Linked DNA regions of Homo sapiens: region 2 is linked to region 1. Evidence: read pairs that join two places in POLR2A ChIA-PET (ENCODE). Cell type or tissue: K562. All regions are shown on one strand. Links, peaks and the distances in the headings refer to the core of each region. The heading gives the core; the rest is flanking DNA.

Region 1 (8,199 bases), core at 2,850-5,349:
TCCCTGGCCTCTACACACCAGATGCCAATAAATCCCCACTAATTGTGACAACCAGAAATATTTCCTAGACATGGCCAGATGTTTCTAGGGGGTCAGAATCACCCCCCATTGAGAACCACAGTCATAACCCAATGAAGTAGGTACACCGAGCACTAAAAGGACTTATCCACGTCAAAGAGCCAGCAATGGTGGCTCTGGGACACAGGCTGGCTGGCTACTACATTGCAAAAGCTGCCCCTTCCCTTGCCTCCCCGACCCATCTCCCCAGGGCCTACCGCCAGCTGCAGGTCACGGCTGCGAAGTACAGCCGAGTTCTTCTCCTCACTGAGCTGTGCCAGGCGCATGGCGATCATGTAGTTCTCATCCTTGAGCCGCAGCAGCTCCAGGCTGCCCGCCTCCCAGTCCTCCCGCAGCCGTTGACAGCGCTCCTGAGCCTGCTGCTGGTCCCGCAGCCGCTGCTCCAGCCCTGCCCGCTCCTCCTCGAGCACCCGGCCCCGGGCCTGCAGTTGCTGCTCCCGCTGCAGCTGGCTCTTGCGAGCTTCCCGCAGCCGTCGCACCTCTGTCATCAAGAATTGGGTCAGGCCCTCAGGCCCCTCCTCATCTGCCAGGACAGAACAGGGGACAGAATAGGCAGCTCAGGCAAGTAAAATCCAGGAGATAACATACTGTGTCAAAAAACTCAAACCATAAAAACACTAGAGGGAAATTCTGGAATATATTTGTAGAATTGGGAGCAGGGGAGGTCTTCCTAAACAACACACAAAATCCAGGAGTTATAAGAGAAAAAAGATGGACAAATCCATATAAAAATGTTTAAACCTTTGAAAAATGAAAGATGTAACAAAGTTAATAAGCAACAGAGTGGGAGAAAATATAACAAGAACTCAGAGCCGTAATATATAAAGAGCTCCTACAAATCAATAAGATCAACAACCAAATAAAAATATGGACAAAAACTATCAATAGGCAAGTCCCAAAATAAAAATAGTTAATAAATACAGGAAAATATGCACCAACCTATCAACAATAATTACAGTAGCTACTAATATTTGTTAACTTCATTCTTTGTGCTAGATATATCTTAATCTTTATGACAACACTGTAAGGTAGGTACTATTATTGTACCCATCTTAAAGACAGAAAAACTGAAGCACAGAGCAGTTATTTACCCAAGGTTTAATAACTAGTAACCTGTGAACTGTATCACTCAATGAAATATAAACTTAAAACAATAACATTATTTTTTACATATCAGAATGGTAAAAACGTTTAAACATGATCCCCAGGATTCAAATGGGCCCTTACACATTCCTGGTAGGAGGTATGTTGATTTAACAGTTAAAATACACAGACTCTTTGAGAAATTCTTCTCAGAACCTCTTCGCCTGAGACACATTTGCACAAAGACGCACATACAAGGATGTTCCCGTATCGTTGTAATAATACAAAACTGGAAACCTAGGTATCCATCAACTGGAAATGGGTTAAATGAATTATGTCCTAACTTCACTAATGAACAGTATGCAGTCACTTAAAACAAGTGTATGTAACAGAGGTGAAAGAATCACTAAAATCAGTTGTTCTAAGAAAAAGCAAAATACACACGTAGGCGTGTGTGCGTGTGTGTATGTGTTTGTGTTTTTTATATAAAAAAATTCAGCTAGGCGCAGTGGCTCACGCCTGTAATCCCAGCACTCTGGGAGGCCGAGGCAGGCGGATCACAAGGTCAGGAAATCAAGACCATCCTGGCCAACATGATGAAACCCCATCTCTATTAAAAATAAAAATACAAAAATTAGCAGGGCGTGGTGGCCCATGCCTGTAATCCCAGCTACTCGGGAGGCTGAGGCAGGAGAATCGCTTGAACCTGGGAGGCGGAGGTTGCAGTGAGCTGAGATCGCGCCACTGCACTCCAGCCTGGTGACAGAGCAAGACACTGTCTCAAAAAAAAAAAAATTCAAAGTCACCTGGAGCCTCTGTATTTTTTTACATAAAAAACTATACATCTGTGTATGTCAGACATATGTCTGAAAACAGTATCACGAAGAAAGAGCCATCTTAAGCATGTGGCTCTGAACTTGGAATAACGGCACTAGCACCCAGCCCCACCCTCAGCCTACCGTGGGGCCCTGGGCAAGCCCCTTCAGCCTCTCCATGCCTCAGTTTCCCTTACTGTTCAACAGGCATAGTGGGAGCGCCTCCCTAACAGGGATGGGGAAAGGAGCCTGTGCACTGGAGTCCGAGGTGCCAGCATCCACCGCAGATCCACTCACCGAGGATCATGGAGCAGCGCTGGGCGGGTTCCTGGCCCGTGAGCAGCGTGAAGTGTTCGGGGTAGTAGAACTCCAGGGCTTCCAGGAAGGCCTCATAGCCCCTCTTGCCACGGCAGCGCAAGATGTCCATCAGGCGCCCTACAGAGTAGTGGGGGGATGTACCCAGGGTCTAGGGGAAGGCCTCCCCAGGTGCCTGGTTGCTTCTGCCCCCACCATGCTCCAGGCCCACGTTCCCCAGATTTTTGAGCCAGTGACACACACAGGGGCCTGTCCCAACACATCAGGGAAGAGAAGAGAGCCATTCTGCCACAGCCAGGGGAGCACATTCCCTCATGACTCCTGGGCTCCCAGAGCTCCCCAACACCCCCCACAGACACAGATGCCGGCCCGCAAATGCAGCCTGCCTTTTCAATGGCACAGAGAAGCCCCCTCTATCCCCAGAAGCAAAGAAAATACTTCTCCCATTGGCCATGCCTGAAATTCCACCATTAAAGACCATTCCATCATGCCTTTTTGAGTTCTGGTTCAAAGGCACACCCTGTGGGAGTGGGGACCCACGTAAAGCTGAGACGGATCTTGACACTTGAAAAAGGACTCCCCCAGGAGTGTATGGTGCACAGAGGAGGGGACAGACAGAACTCGGAGATCAAAGAGCGCAGGAAAGGTGCCAAGTCCACCGGCTGTGACCGGGAGGTCCCAGGCCCAGCCGGCCCTGGCAGCCACATCCAACCTTCTGCTCTAATGTGGACCCAGGAAGTGGGAGAGAACCCCAAGAGACAAAACTCTGACCCCGGTGTGGGCAACGCGGACCGCCAAGGCGCAGTGGTGGGTGGGGAGGAGGCAGGCTGGTGGGCATACCCAGCCGGCCCACTCTACTGATGCGGAGACCGAGCCCCAGGGCAGCAGAGCCCTAGCTTCGCGCTACACGGCTGTGGGCGCTGCGCCCCAGGGCACGGCCGGCCCAGGTCGTGGCCCACTCGGGACCCGCGGCTCACCGGTGCGGTTGACGCGGCACGGGAAGCGGTAGGTGCTCAGCACCTCCTCCTCGTCCTGCTCGTCGATGACCCGGCACTGGCGCAGATACGGCGTGAGCTTGGCCGGGTTCAGGGCGCGAGCCAGCCGATGCCGGACGCCCTCGATTCGCTCCCACAGCGCGTCCTCCTCCGCCTCAGACCCCGAGCCGGCCCCGGCCTCCTCCTCGGCCTCCCCCGCCTCCGCCCGGCCCGGCATGGCCGTGTCCTCAGGGTCTGCGGGCAAGAGGCGCACGGGGGTCGACCAGGGCTCCCTAGGGCTAGATGTGCGGCCAAGCACCCCCGGGGCGTCGTCCGCAGACCCGCCGTCGGGGGCGCGCCCCGAGCTCCCCGCGACTCACCCCGCACGCTACAGTCGCCTCGGGCTCCCGGGTCCGCACTCGGGCGGCGGCTCCGCCGGCGCAGGGGGGCGGTGCCCGTGGCGCCCCCGGCTCCGCCCCCGTCCCCGCAGCCTCCTGGGCTGCCCGGGCCTCCCCACATTGCCGCCCGCCCCGGGTCGTGCGTCCGGCCCCCGGCCACCCCGCGCGTCCGTCTGCACGCCCTCCCTCCCGGCCGTCCGGCTGCGCCTCCCCCTGCTTCCTGTTTCCCGCCGGCTCTCCAGCCCGGCTCGGCGGGGTCCTGGCCGCCCGCCCACACCTGCCCGGCCTCTGGGCGGGGCGGGGGCGGGCAGGCGCGCTCACACCCCCCGCGCGCCGCGACACACCTTCCCCGGGCCACGCGCATCGCCTCCCCACGCCCACAGCGCGCCCGCCCGTGCGGGGCTAGCCGCTCACGCCCGGCGCAGCCCGCGGGCACTCAAGCTGGGCTTGCCCTTCTCGGGTCCCCACATGCACTGCGGGCGCGGGAGCTTCCCTGGAGCGCAGGACAGCCCCGCGGGGGACAGCAATGGGCAGAGGTCATGGGGGCTTTCTGCAAGATGGGGGTCTGAACCTGCAGGGCAGCACTGCCAACTCCCCTCTTACGCAAACTCCCGTGGCACTTGAGGACCAGGGACCCCACAATTCTCAAAGGGTATTCCTCCAGGTGTTGGTCCCAGAGATGCTGGGGGCGGGCTGTGACTAGCCATCCATACTCCCGCTCCTGCCTGGGAGGCCGGTGGTGTCTTACCATGATACTGGCCGAGTCTACACGGTATCTGCTGGTGCATGCGATACAGTCTCGCTATGCATTAGAAGCTGCCAGGTACCTGCTGCCAGGGAGGAACAGAGGAGGCACAACCGGTACAGGAAAGAGGTGTGAGCTCCCTAATCGCCTTCCACAACTTCTGAATTAGATGCCGTGGACATATGTATTACTTATCCAAAGAATTAAGGTTTCAATCAATAAAGGCTCTGAAAAGCCCTGCTTAAATTAAGGCCGGGGGCGGTGGCTCATGCCTGGAATCCCGACACTTTGGGAGACCGAGGCGAGTGGATCACCTGAGGTCAGGAGTTCGAGACCAGCCTGACCAATATGGCGAAACCCCATCTCTACTAAAAATATAAAAATTAGCTAGACGTGGTAGTGCGCGTCTGTAATCCCAGCTACTCGGGAGGCTGAGGCACGAGAATCGCTTGAACCCAGGAGGCGGAGGTTGCAGTGATATCGTGCCACTGCACTCCAGCAGCCCGGGCAACAGAATGAGACTCCCCCTCAAAAAAAAAAAAAAAAAAAAAAAAAGCCCCAGCAGTAAAGAAACAGATTTAACTTTATATATCCTGGTGTCCTTTTCCAAACTTAATTAACCACAGCCTTTTTTTGGTTTGCATTTGTTGTACATTTGTTTTTGTTTTGGGTGTCACCTGTTTACATGCAGAAGAAATGCTTTGGGAGAACTGAATTCTAGTGCAAATTCCTCAATTAACAAAGGAGGAAGCAGAGCTCAGAGAGGGCAAGGAACTTGCCCAAATTCACACAGCGAGGCCACAATGGGAATAGGCCGGAGCCCAGCCCCTGGCCTCTGTCCTCTCCAAGCCCCGAGTCCAGGCACACACCAGACCTCCCTTTCAATACGTCCTTCCCCTCTCTGTGGCCTTGGTTGCCCTCCCACGCAGAGCGGCAGCTCCTCCCACCAGCAGCCCTACTCCTCGTGAATATTTTTAACTTGGCCAGCAGAGCGGGATGGACGCCTTGGAAAATGAGGCTATGGTTAATTATTTTTTCATCGAGAAGCTAAGCAGGGCCTAAAGATAAGGCACAGAAGCCAAGAGGTCTCTGCAGATAAGTGGACAGAGAAGTGAGGGCACACTGGGTCTGAACAGGCAGGTAGCTGGGTACACCGAGTGCCCCTGGTGCCCAGCATTCCAGGGGAAGCGACAGAGTTCCTTTGGGTACCACACTCCCACATTCACATGTACAATTATACAGGCATGCACACGCACCATCACATACACATGCACACATACACACCCACCCACTGTGGGCATCAAGCCAGGCAGGAGGCAGACAGGGGCGTACCCACTTCCCCACAAACATCTGAGCCTCCTCATCTTTCCCCTGTCCCCGGGCGTCCATAGCACCGAGTGTGCAAGCGTGTGATTAGGTACCATGTTCATTATTGTCCTCTTGTGAGTTCTGCTACATTCATCTTCTCTCTATAGCTATGCCAGGAAGGCGGGCAGGGACTACAGCAGGGACACCGAGAATCTAGACTTTGTACCAGGGGCCCTGGGTTCTATCGCGGGCTCACCGCTATGAGTATTGTTCTTCTTTGAGTCTCCATTTCCCTGTCTGCAAAAGGCAGGCGGTGAGTAGTCCCAGCCACACCTACAAAGGCAGACAGTCCAGGAGTGGAGGGTGCCCTGGAGACCAACATTCAGCCTTAGCTGCATCTACTCGGACAAATTCCTCCCCCTCTCAACTTCTACATCTGAAAAGTGGACAATAGTCCCCCATGTGCAGGGACTGCCTCTGAGTTGCAGTCTCTCCATATGTGAAGTGGGTACAGGAATGTCAGTCCTCTTCCCAACTCATCAAAAGGCATGCCTCCATGTTTCAAACCAGTCTGCGTCCTACTGCCTGTAGCCCCACTGGTCCAAGCCACACATGCCCCCACAAACTCCCACCCACAGTGCTATGGGCTATGGTATGTTCTCCACTCTGCAGCCTTAATGATGTTTGTTTGGTTTGGGAGGTTTTTCTTAGACAAGGTCTGGCTCTGTCACCCAGCCTAGGGTGCAGCGGCCCAATCATAGCTCACTGCAGCCTTGAACTCCTGGGCTCAAGCAATCCTTCTGCCTCAGCCTCCCACATAGCTGGGACTGCACATATGCACCACCATGCCCGGCTACTTTTTTTACCCTTGGTAGAGAGGGGTCTTGCCACGTTGCCTAAGCTGGAAAGAATGATGGTTTTAAAAACATAACAGGTTTTTCTCTGGCTTAAAACCTCTTAATGGTTTCCACCAAACTGGAATAAAATGCAAACTGCCCCCAGACCCTGCTGGCTCCCCCGCCTCCCACTTCCCACTGCCCCACTCGCTCACTAGTCTCATTCTGTTCTTGGAACCTGTCAGCTTCTTCCACATCAAGGCCCTTGTCCACCCTGTTGCCTCTGCTGGGACTGCTCATCCCTCCACTCCTGGTACGGAGGGTTCCTTCTAGCTTTTCAGGTCTCAGATCAAATTCCCCCTCCCTTGATTCAGGAGCACCCTCCAGCAGGGAGTTCCATACACCCCATCCAAGCAATTCTGTGCTACGTAGGGGCCAAAGGACAGCTTCTCCTTCTCCCTCTAGAGGTTTGCCGGAAATGCACTGACAATAGGCAGATAAATAGAAGAAAAAAAGCATAAAAAATGTATTTAACATGCCTAGCACAGGGGAATCATAGGAGAATGATTACCCAGTTATCCATTGAGGTCCAGATGTTTATATCCGCTTCTTCGCTGGGGAAGGGGAGACGGGGCTGTAGGAGTGAATGACTGTTAGGAGGCATTAATGGGCCTGGGAGGCAGACATTATCTTACAGATGATTTTCTTTGGAAATTGAGTGGGACCGAAGAAGAAACACTCATTTGGGACAAAGTTTGTCTGGACTCTAGATGTGGTGTTTAATTTTCTCTTCCTCTGTGATATGAATTTTAATCTCCAGTTAATGAAATTTCAGGGAAGGGATCGAAAGCAATCGTGTTCCTCTTTGGGGTCCAGTTTCTAGCAGATAAGGGAACTTCGGAGAACAGCCTCCTCCTGTGCTTTGGGAGAGACAGAGGATTGACAGAGAGGATGGGGGAAAGGTTGGCAGAGAGACCTTGAGGTTGCGTCTTTATTCAGCCTATCAAAGCGCCTTATTTGGCAGGTATCACTTTCTGAGCCCCGAGAGCTATTTCCTCTCTATCTGACATTTTCCTGGTGCTTGCTTTGCTGCACCAGGAAAATGTCAGCAACCTGTTTGTTGCCTACTTCCATCCCAAGAACAGAGCCGTCCTTGGCTAGCAGGAGTGAGCTGGAATGTTCCAAGAGTGGTGAGGATGAGGAGTGGAGCAGGGGAGGAGAGGAGGTTGAAGGAGGATTGGAAGGGGGGCAGACAGAGCAAAGGCCTTGAAGATCATTATGAGGACTTTGGCCTTTACTTTTCTTGGTAGTAATACGCCGCTATCATTGTCTTCCACAAATCAGCCACAAAGGCCACAGAAGCAGGGATCCACCTTTTTGTTCATTCCTTCAAGGATGCCCCTGGCCCAAGCAACCCTTCCGTTCCTCTTTGTCAGCCTCTGATTGCATCCAGGAATGTGGGTCTGGAGTTATCTAGTCCATAAGTCTGGGTGCCTGGTGAATCTGTGCTCCCTGACCCCAACCCCCAGCCCCATCTCGCCTCCTCTGGCCATCTCTTCACTAGGATCAGGGCCTGGGCCGCATGGATCCCAGCACAGGACCTGGCAGTCAGGTGTTCAGCAGGAGACGAGTGAGTGGGCCCAAGAG
Region 2 (2,500 bases), core at 1-2,500, 110 kb after region 1:
TTCCCAGATGTCATTTGCAAGGAGGACACTGAGCCTCAGGGCAGGATCAGGTGATGCTGACACCTCTCTAGACAGCCCCACCCCACCTGCATCCTTTTCCCCACAGTCGTCGGATGCCACTGAGCCCCCAGCCCCTGCTCTGGCCCAGGCCCCCAGTATGGAAAGCCGACCCCCAGCGCAGACATCCCTGCCAGCAAGCAGCGGTCTGGACGACCTAGACCTCCTGGGGAAGACCCTCCTGCAGCAGTCGCTGCCCCCGGAATCCCAGCAAGTGCGGTGGTGAGGGCCCACCATGGCTGGCATGGGGTGGGGAGCACTCCCTGTTCCCACAAACCAGCAACTTCTCCTGGGCTTGTCCAGGCCCAGCAGGGAGAGGCTCGTTGCTGTCTTGTTTTGTAAGCAGCAGATGCCAAGCAGTGCACCTGCCTCTGGAAACACAACAGTGCCCAAGGCAGACCTGGGCCCACTGGCCTGGCCTCCCCCCAGGTGTTCCCAGCTCCCTTGAGAAAGGTCCAGAGGGCCGGCAGAGGGGAGGACACTGGGCTGGAGTGAATAGGTGGGGTGCAGGGTGGAGGGAGAACACGAGCTGCTCCTTCTAAAGGTAAGACCCAAGGCCAGAGAGATAGCCACACGTGCCAGCCTTTCCTGTGCCCCTGATCTCTCCATCACCAAAGAATCACTTTTTCTTTTTTTGAGAGGGAGTCTCACCCTGTCACCCAGGCTGGAGTACAGTGGCATGATCTCGGCTCACTGCAACCTCCATCTCCCAAACTCAAGCGATTCTCCTACGTCAGGCTCCTGAGTAGCTGGGACCACAGGTGTGCGCTACCACGCCCAGCTAGTTTTTTGTATTTTTTATACAGACCGGGTTTCGCCATGTTGCCCAGGCTGGTCTCAAACTCCTGAGCTCAAGCGATCTGCCCGCCTCAGCCTCCCAAAGTGTTGGAATTACAGGGGTGAGCTACCACGCTGGCCAAGAATCACTTCTTAATGCACTGTCCCCCGATTAAGGGAGAAGCAGCAGCCAACCCCCCGGCTCACACTCCGGGACCTGCAGAATAAGAGCAGCAGCTGCAGCTCCCCCAGCTCCAGCGCCACCAGCCTTCTCCACACCGTGTCCCCAGAGCCCCCCAGGCCTCCGCAGCAGCCCGTACCAACCGAGCTCTCACTGGCCAGCATCACTGTGCCCCTGGAGTCCATCAAACCCAGTGAGTAGGGCTGGGGCAGGTGCAGGCTGGGTTGGGTCAGCTTGCTGCCCTGTCAGGAGCTCTGTCTGGGGAAGCTAGTGGGAAAGCAGGGCTCCCCTGGCTCTGCCACTGGCCAACCAGAGGGGAGCTCTGAACAAGGCCCTCCCCTTCCCAGGAGTCAGTTTCCTTATCTGCCCCAGAGCAATCAGAGGACTGCTGTACAAACTCCAGGCTTATATAAGCAAGAAGACCTCTAGGGAGTAGGCTCTGGGCCCCTTCCATCCCCAGGAAGGCAGGGCCCAGGACACAGAGAGGTTTGGGGTCTCCCCCAGATTACAGAACTGAACCATGATAAAGACCCAGATCCAAGGCTGGGTTTTTCCAGCCCAGGAGCAGTAAGGGGACCATGGCCCAGCCCCGGGCCCCAAGCAGACACATGAGGCCTGGTGGTCCTCAGCATTGCCCTCTATGAGCTCCCTGTGACCAAAGACACTACCCCCACAGTGTCTCCCAGCAGTGGGCAGAGCTGCCCCTCTCACCAGTAGGAGAACCCTGAGCTCAGAGAAGGGGAGTGACTGCCGCAAGGTCACACAGCGTGAGACTCACCCTCACCAAGTCCCTCACCCCAGCACTCCAGGCAGCAGCCACACAGCATCGGGGGAAGCTGGGCTGTGACTCGGCTCTGGGGTGGGTGTCCTGCCTCCACTATCAGACTGGGGGTTCACCTGCCCTCTCTGGGCACCGCTCTGTGCCCCTGCCTGCACTGCCACCCAGGGTCCAGGTAAGGCCCCAAAGGAGGACTTTGCTCTTGTTGCCAGTACAGCAGCCAGCTCCTGAGGCCAGCCGGGTGGGGGCTGGGGGCTGAGCGGATGTGCTGCAGCTCAGCTGTCCCATCGCCCTCCCACCTTCTCCCACAGGCAACATCCTGCCCGTGACTGTGTATGACCAGCACGGCTTCCGCATCCTCTTCCATTTTGCCCGGGACCCACTGCCAGGGCGCTCCGACGTGCTGGTGGTGGTGGTTTCCATGCTGAGCACCGCCCCCCAGCCCATCCGCAACATCGTGTTCCAGTCAGCTGTCCCCAAGGTGACAAGCCAGTCGGACAGGGCATGCCTCCCTCCTCTCAAGGCAGGGTGACATGGAGCTGGGTGGGGAGCCACCTGTCAGGGGGCAGGTCTCCCTCCCTTGCTGGGTGGTTGGTGTAGAAGGGACCAGAAGGACTGAGCCCCAGGATCCCCGGAGGGGAGCTGGCAGGCTGGGCCTGGTTCCTCAGAGCAGGACAAGCAGCCAGGGCTAGCTGTGCCCATCCTGC

The links. Peaks named below come from ENCODE experiments on the same cell type or tissue, not always from the same donor. Only the 100,000 strongest peaks of a DNase experiment are listed, where the experiment ranks them.
Region 2: POLR2A ChIA-PET joins it to region 1 with 5 read pairs; 4 of 35 experiments call an interaction of 5 or more read pairs at or near these places.

What each region holds. Positions count from the first base shown.
Region 1 is chr22:37,515,698-37,523,896 of GRCh38, forward strand. CARD10 (caspase recruitment domain family member 10) reads right to left here and starts at 3,718. Exons shown (of 20, transcript NM_014550.4): 1 at 3,269-3,718; 2 at 2,274-2,411; 3 at 276-601. The coding sequence starts at 3,503. In K562, for the core only: no CTCF peak of the experiment used is centred there; DNase peaks (open chromatin) are centred at 3,804 and 5,326; H3K4me3 peaks cover 1,575 bases.
Region 2 is chr22:37,629,892-37,632,391 of GRCh38, forward strand. It overlaps GGA1 (golgi associated, gamma adaptin ear containing, ARF binding protein 1), which reads left to right. Exons shown (of 17, transcript NM_013365.5): 13 at 107-279; 14 at 1,012-1,208; 15 at 2,105-2,274. Among named protein-coding and RNA genes, the nearest start is that of SH3BP1, 8.5 kb to the right of the region's middle. In K562, for the core only: no CTCF peak of the experiment used is centred there; a DNase peak (open chromatin) is centred at 1,330.